Regions from separate parts of the Homo sapiens genome. Here region 1 is linked to region 2. A link is a contact called in ENCODE Hi-C or POLR2A ChIA-PET data. All regions are on one chromosome and are shown on one strand. The core of a region is the stretch at or near the end of the contact, and the rest is flanking DNA. Distances in the headings are between cores, read along the strand shown.

Region 1 (4,099 bases), core at 960-3,459, 470 kb before region 2:
CAGATTTCATCACTTTATTTGGGCCAATGCAGTGAATTATTGAAAATAATAGTGGATGAGACTTTATGTCATCTCAGAAAAGGGAGCTAAGAAGCACTGTCCTGTGTACTTTACATCAATCCATCATTTTCTGAGGTGGATTCAGGTATTAGCATTTTATTTATTTACGTATTGAGTTTTGAGAGGAAGACTCACTCTGTTGCCCAGGCTGGAGTGCAGTGGTGTGATCTCAGCTCACTGCAACCTCCACCTCATGAGTTCAAGTGATTCTCCTGCCTCAGCCTCCGGAGTAGCTGGGACTACAGGTGTGTGCCACCATGTCTCGCTGATTTTTTTGTATTTTTCATTACAGATGGGGTTTTGCCATGTTGGCCAGGCTAGTCTCGAACTCCTAACTTCAGGTAATCTACCACGTTGGCCTTCCAAATTGCTGGGATTACAGGGGTGAGCCACTGCATCCGGCCAGGTACTTGCATTTTAGAGTGAAGGACTTTAGTATAATGGTCATGACAAGAACTTTGAAGTCAGACTGCCTACGTACAAATCTTTTCTCCATGTATAGAAGGTAAGGGCCAGGCACGGTGGCTCATGCCTATAATCCCAGCACTTTGGGAGCCCGAGGCAGGTGGATCATGAGGTCAGGCAATCGAGACCATCCTGGTTAACATGGTGAAACCACATCTCTACTAAAAATACAAAAAAATAGCTGGGCTATGCCTGTAGTCCCAGTTACTTGGGAGGCTGAGGCAGGAGGATCACTTGAACCTGGGAAGCGGAGGTCGGAGTGAGCCGAGATGGCGTCATTGCACTCCTGCCTGGGTGACAGAGCGAGACTCTGTCTCAGAAAAAAAAAAGAAGGTCAGATCTAGGAAAAGGGCTCATCTCTGGGTGCCTCAGTTGTCTCATGTGTAAAGTGGGATTTAAAAAGCACCATGAAGTTGTAGTATAGCTGAGATGGATGATATAAGCAAACATTTAGCATAGTGCTTAGCAAAGAATGCTCAGTAAATACCTTATTCCAAATTGAGAAACTGAGCTTCAGAGGACTTCAGCTCCTCATGTGATCATTACTCAGCTAAGGAGGAGAGACTGGGTTTTGAATGCAGATTGATCTGTCTTACAAAAGATTGGGGTTTTCCTACTCTACCGGATGGTTTCCCTGGAAACCCACTGCCAAGCCTTTGTTATGTGCACCGCGGTTTGACATTAGTATGTGTTCTGAGCCTTCTTTTGACGCCTGCATTTTGCTGCAATGAATTTAGGGATTTCCCCCAAGTCATTTTGCATAATCAAGGATGGCCTGGATGTTGTCTCATCAGAGCCACCTGAAGACCATGGACATTTTCTTGGAAACTGAAACTATAGAAACTATATGTTATTGCTTCTAACTTCTTAGTTTTCAAAAGACATTCTTGGACCCGGCTGCAAAGTCCTATAAATTAAATTGAAATCAGCCACATTTATGATAGGGTTGTTACAAAGCTGTAAGTGTTCTGAATTTATGACTCTGCTCACATTCAGCTGTTCACTGCTTCTGCTTCTAGGTCTTTCTATCCTGTGTGGGACAGAATTTATATTTGTGGGTAAGATCATTATAAATCTTTTATGTACCGCAAGTGCAATTTCAAATGTTTGCAAGCATGCAGAACTAGGTCCATGAGATATCTGCTATATTTCATGGATTACGGCTTTGTCTCAGTAGTGGGGGAAAAAATATCCCTCAAACCCAAACCCAAACATTGAACTTTGTAACTGGCCACTAACTCTCACTGAAGAGGAAATAATTGTTGGTGAAGCTAAACTTCGACTCTGTGGATGTTGCTTTAAAATTCTCTTCTTTTTCATGTTTTAAAAAATAAGTCCCATGAATGACCATCTTTCCAAATGTCCCTTCCAGCCTTCTAGCTGAGTTCAGTGAGAAAGGAACAATTTGTCTGCATCAGAATTTCATGTGTACTTTTGCAGCAATCAGCATTGAAAGTGAGGACACAACTGAGCAGCTGGCTGGCTCTTTCCTCATTATTTTTTGGAAAGTTGACCCTGAACTTTTGTGTCATCGAAGTCAAACTGCCAAAGAAAATGTAGATATCTGGGGAAGTCTTTAAAAAAAATTATTGTGAAAATGAAACGGTTTTTGTATCTTTTGCAAACGGACAGCTGGAGACCCGGTGCAGCCACACTGGGGACTCTGGTTTTCCTGTCTCTGTGAGCTTTAGGGCGGCAGGGTGAGGCATCATGGCTATTCTGACAAGAAACTGGGAATCAAACACACCACTTGAGTGATGCAACCAAATTAAAAGGGAAAAGAGAATATAATGAAGTATCATTAAAAGCAAATAATGAGATAGATTTTAATATGCACAAACATTTTTTGCTGACTTGGTGCTTTGGAGCACGAGGCTGTCGATTTTGCTGTGTTGTCAGTAGGAAATGATTCCCAAATTAATCCAGGCAACAGAATCATCTGGAGGAACTTTAAAAAAATACACATTTAGGGCCCCATCTCAGACCCACATCAGAATTGCCGTGGTCACAGCTCATGTCTCTGTTTTAAGGAGATCTGTAGACTGGTTTGGGAAACTGGAGCATAGTTTTATGGTCACACTTTCTCTGTATCTTTTTGAAAATATGTGCAGATTACTTTGGAGTTACCCTTTTATAGGGGAGAATTCTAGAGTAAGTTGTGCTTTAGGGATTCTCACCTCCCTTCTATACATAGAAAATTGAACCCCAGAAAGGTTTGCTACTTGGTCTAGGTTGCACAGCTGCTGGAGGCAGTCAGGATTTGAACCCAGGCCTTCAGTTGCCCCACCCAGGGATCTTTCAGTCCTGCTCTGTGATTTCTGTGATTTCTTAGTCCTGCTCTGAAGCAGCCCAGTGGACTATAGTGAATGCAGACAAGCCCTGCAGGTTATCGAAAATTTTTCAGTTTTCTAGGGAAACACAGTGCTACTCAACATCTGTCAGGCAGTGTGTGGACTACTAGTTGAGATGGTTCAGTCTCAACAGTGGGTCCTGCTGTATTCCTTTTAATAACATACCTTTGCAAAGCTGGATTTTTGGAAGTGGCTTAGATAAAAAGTCCCTATTGTGGAAAAATCAGTATGAAACTGGAAATGAGAGTAGCAATGTCCACTCTGAGTCCAGGGATTGAGAAGTTGTGTGGGGCCCTAAGGATATATACAGCTATTAGTAAATAACTATTTTAGAATGAAATAAAAATGGCCTCTTTTCTTTCAATTTGTGTCTTATTTTTCAAATGGCTTCTAGCTTCCTAGGACATACACGCTTATAACCGAAGAAGTACTTAATAAGGGGAACCATTAGAAATTTCTTTTGGCACAAGGGCACTGTGAACAAATTACAGAGATGCTAGGGCACTTTGAGCAAAGAAAGTTTGAGAACTGGGTCATGCTGCCTTCCACTGCACACACTGAATTTTTACTTGGGCATTCCAAAGCTTTGGCTTCATTGGTTTAAAAAAACTAACAAACAGATGACATCTTCTCTTCTCTTGGTATCATTGGCCTCACCATTTATTTCATGTCGCTTAATTGCAGGCAAATCTATTTATGAATGTTTCAGATGACAGTAGTTTTTGTGACAGCAGCAAAACTCCTGAAAATGAGTTTCTCCTGAAATGAGGCTGTATTCAGAGTTCTTGGAGGAGGAGCAGGTTGCTGAGAGCACGAATGAATAGAGGGCAGTTCATCTAGCCAAAATATCTGCCCTACTGCCTGTTGGTCTACCATTATAACCCCATTCCTATGCGTTCTGCTGATAGTAGGGTCTTCAAGAAACTCCACAGAAATGCAGAGGTTTCTTGGCAGCCAAATCTTGGTAAGCTTTAGTTGTTACTAAAGAGTCAGACTGGAGGAAGAGGATGCAGTTTACCTGATTCTGGAGGTAGAAAATTCCAGGAGGGTGTGGGGCTCAAGGGTTGTCCCCCTAAAGGTTTGCAGAAAAATCACTACCATGAGGCAGATTAACAGGAGAAAAAGCGTACACATTTATGTCACATGTATACACGGGAAACTTCAGAATGAAGCCCCAAGCCCAGATGAGGTACAGAAGCTTCCTGAGGTTGCAAAAAGAATGT
Region 2 (3,954 bases), core at 958-3,457:
ATAAAAGGGAGACTTCTATGCTTACACAGTGTGTAATTATCTCTAAAAATGAACCTTCTTTCCTGAAAAGAGGACATCCAGCCAAGAGTCTTGTGAGTTCTGTGTTGGACACATGGGAGAATGAAGTTGCCTGCCTGGCGTACGTCAGTGCCTTTGGATGCATTTTTTAACTTTAAGTTTGATATCATATTTATTTTTCCTGATTACAAAAGTATGAAAATTTGTAAATCATAAAATACAAGCAAGAAGGGCCTAAAAAAATAGTTGAAGGGCCTAAAAAAAAAAAACAGATCTTGTTGGTGCATTTTGTGTGCCATTTTCACTATAACATCTCTATTATTAAGATAGAAACCTCTCTCTCTCTCTCTCTCCCCTCCCTCCCCTCCTTCCCCCCACAACCCCCCCACCCCGCCACACACAGCAGAGGCTGCTCTGTTTTGCTTACCTTTCACATTTTGCTCATCCTAAAAGACTCAGCTCACATCCCACCTTCCCACTGAAGCTTTCCGTGAGTTGCTGTTAATGCCTTCTTCGCAACTCTCCCTTCCACGCTTAAACATGTATTGCAGAAATGGTTCACAGCTTCCTTACAATTATTTTAAGTTCATCTCCTATACTAGATTGTAAATTTCATAAAGGTAGGATTGCATAGCATATTTCCTTGTACTTTTTGTGGCAGTGGAATTTTCCTATGAAGGAAGAAAAAGTGTGGAGGTTAAGAGCTGGCTAAAATGACATTGGATCAATTAACAATGAGTCCAAAGACTCAACGCAAGACAGACAATAACAATTCAAGTTCGTTCTTTTCATGGAAAGGAACTTGATAAGATTTCTTGTGGAATTTTTTATTTTATATACTTGTCACACTGAAAATTTAATATGTATTTTTCTAGCTGTTTAATATCTGATGCTCCTATTAGATTCAATTTCCAGAAGGCAGGCCCCTGATTGTTTTGCTCACCTGAGCAATGTCTCTTCAGCACCCAGCGCAGGCCCCATGAGCACAAGTACTCACAGAATAGAGAAACGAAGGCATGCCCAGCACCCTAGAGGAAGGACTGTCATAAAGAAAGAAAGAAAGAAAGTCACATTTCTGAGAACTACTGTGTGCATGTGTGCATCAGAGTGTCCTAATGTCAAATCACCTCTGTTGAGTCCCTCATAGGGTAAAACTTTCAGGGAGGGCCAGGATGTCTGCAGAAACGTTTCAGGTCCACATTTCTCCAAAGATAGAATGCACAGCTTTTAGAGACAGCTGACCTTCCATTGCTAGGGGCTTCTTAGTGGAAGTGTGCTGGAGACCATGGCTGGGGAACTGGGCTCAGTGAATTGCCATATCCTTTTCTAAACAAATGATTTTAGAATTTTATGACCAGGTGTTACCATAGTAAGACCTGCTCAGTAAAAAAACAAACAAACAAACAAACAAAAACAAAAAACACTATAGGGCTCTATCCAAGGTGCTTGTCTAACTCTCTAACCCCAGTTTCAATTTCTCGCCCTTAGGGGCAAATTGGCAGGTTGTCCCCTGCTCCTCCTGGCCCACACAGCCTTGCTTATTTGTCTCTGTGTGATTTCCTTCTGAGGTATGGCCTCAACATTCCTCTCAACATAGAGTCTGGAGAGCCACATCTGTAGACCTGTCTGGGCTCATGGGAAGTTGACTTGCGCTGTGAAGCTCTTGTAGGGCCACCTGCCACACCCCTCTGATGACAGGGGTCACTCACTGGGCTTGAATCTTCCCTTTATTTCTAAATTCACTTTTTTCTTCTCATTTGTCTGCATTTCCTTTTCTTCTATTGTCATGGTTCTCAGACTTGCAGGTGCTTCAGATCACCTTTGGCACTTGTTAAAACACAGCTTGCTGGGCCCCAGCACCAGAGTTTCTGATTCAGTAGGGAATTTGCATTTCTAACAGATTCTAGGTGATGCTGCTGTGGCTGGCCAGGGGGGCCCGCCTTGAGAGCCACTGCTGTGCTGTGACCCAGGGTGTAAGAGAGAAGCACCTACTGACCATGGACCCATGGCCAGGAACTCCGCATGGAAAAGGACAGCAGGGGTAGCCGCCCACAGGGAAGAAGCGAGCTGCTGCCAAGTGAAACCTGTGGCCAGCCCCACCTTTCTTAGCAATTCAAGCTCTGAATCAAAGTTCAGGCCAACCTTGGGAATTGTGGTTTTTAGCAACTTTGCTGAAACCAAAAACATTGCCCAACTTGAAGTGTCAAAAGCCTGCATCAAGCACTGGCTCTTCCTCTTTTCTTCCGTAGGAGCCTCCACTCCTCCGTATATGAAAGTTTCAACTGCTGTCGTCCTGAGGGTTTGGCAAGGAGGGACATTCCACAGTTGTGAGATGACTGTGTTCTAGAGAGTTGACAATGCGGCATTTGTGTGTGTGGCGACTTCCTCCATAGAAAAACTCCAGAGAGCCTCCCTTCCGATGCTGCTGATACCCTTCCTTCCCAAGGTTCAGAATCAGGGAGTCCATTTGAGCAGAATCTTAAACAATATCACACACTTATGGAGCCACATCAAGCTGGGACATGCCACTGGGTCTAGAAAAAAATTTTGAGAAAGTATTGCTGTCATAAAGCTGATGTGTTTTGCTGTGTTAGAAGGCAAGATAATCTTGCAGAGACACAGAACCAGATAATTCCTTTTAAAGCAAGGTCATGAATAATATATATAGATAGCCATAGTCGCTGAGGGAAGATAGCAGAAGAAATAAATAGAAGAGCTTTAAAAATTGGAAAGAACTTCATAAGAACAGCAATCTGGGGCCAGTCTTGGGGGAAATTTACTCTTGCAATCTAAAATGTCTGAGGGTAGTATTAGGCATGCTGTAGTGGATGTAATGTTCCAAATTCATGTGGGTCACCTTGAATTATAAGCAGAAGGCTCAACTAGGTTCACTATTCTCAATTTGAGAAGGCAAAGACATGCATACTCCATTCTATTAAGATTTCTACAAAACTAGAGAGGGGAGTATGGCTTAGCGATTAAAAGCCAAGAGTGTAGAGCCAGGCTGCCTGGATTTGAATACCAGTTCTTCCACCTACCAGCCATGTAATTCTAGGTAATCTATTGGATGTCTCTGAGCCTCAGTATTGTCATCAGTAAAATGGAAAAATGATAGTTCCTACTTTATGTCGTTTTTAGGAAGACAAAAAGCTTCAATATATGTAAAGTGCTTTGAATGGCACATATTACAACGTTGTTTATTAAATATCTGCTATAGTAGTTAATGAAGTACTGTAGTTATTTGTTAAATAAATACTCGAAGTTGAATTTTAGATGGGTCATGCTTTTAGCCATAACATTCTGTTATGGAGAGAATTCCTATGCTGTGGGAGCTCCATATTTTCTGAAACTGGTAGGAAATCAGAAGTCTTGGCTGTTATCCTCTAAGTAGAGAGAACATGGGCCTTGGAGTCCAACAGGTTTAGGTGCAAATCCTGGCTGTGCCAGTTCCAGTTCGATGACCCTGGGCAAGACGACCACCCTCAGTGAACTTCAGTCTTGTACTCTCTGACATAAATGTCAATGATTTAATTAAAGCACCTGATAAAATTTGAAATATTCACGAAGCCATCTCTAAGTGGGGGCTCATGTCAGTGTGGGTGGCAGGCAAAAGGAGTTATTACTGTAAGCTGAGGAAAGCATGGCAAAGCAATACATGCTGAGAAGCCTGAGGTGTGAACGGGGAAGGGCCCAGGGCTGAAAATCACCCGGACGACATCTGCTTTGCCCTCCTCCTCTCCAGGTGTGGCATTGGTGAGAGCACCCACTGCATGGATGCTGACCACCTGCCTGGCAGCCTCTCAGCACATTCCAGTCTGTTTTGTGAAATCAGGTGCAGATAAAAGCCATACTGAGAAAGCACCCAGAGGCCTGAGCTTTTGCCCCATCGTTGACTTAACTGACTGTGAACTTGGGCAAGTCACTTTTCTTTTCTGA

The links. A loop is a pair of places that touch in the nucleus more often than their neighbours do. ChIA-PET counts read pairs that join two places held with the same protein, here RNA polymerase II (POLR2A). Pooled maps may share reads with other maps.
Region 1: a loop to region 2 is called in a pooled map, with 13 times the contacts of the local background. The contact joins two enhancer-like sites. A Hi-C loop is called at or near these places in 8 of 37 single-sample maps with no recorded cell type and 8 of 50 pooled maps. POLR2A ChIA-PET finds 5 or more read pairs at or near these places in 1 of 52 experiments (IMR-90).

The regions. Positions count from the first base shown.
Region 1 is chr2:8,237,006-8,241,104 of GRCh38, reverse strand. All of the region lies in intron 7 of LINC00299 (long intergenic non-protein coding RNA 299), which reads left to right. Among named protein-coding and RNA genes, the nearest start is that of LINC00299, 89 kb to the left of the region's middle. Within about 2 kb of position 2,209, at least 4 of the 41 ENCODE cell types and tissues checked have a DNase peak (open chromatin) inside an H3K27ac peak, as active enhancers do.
Region 2 is chr2:7,771,849-7,775,802 of GRCh38, reverse strand. No RefSeq gene overlaps it. Among named protein-coding and RNA genes, the nearest start is that of LINC01871, 48 kb to the right of the region's middle. RefSeq lists an enhancer at 2,052-2,101. Within about 2 kb of position 2,207, at least 4 of the 41 ENCODE cell types and tissues checked have a DNase peak (open chromatin) inside an H3K27ac peak, as active enhancers do.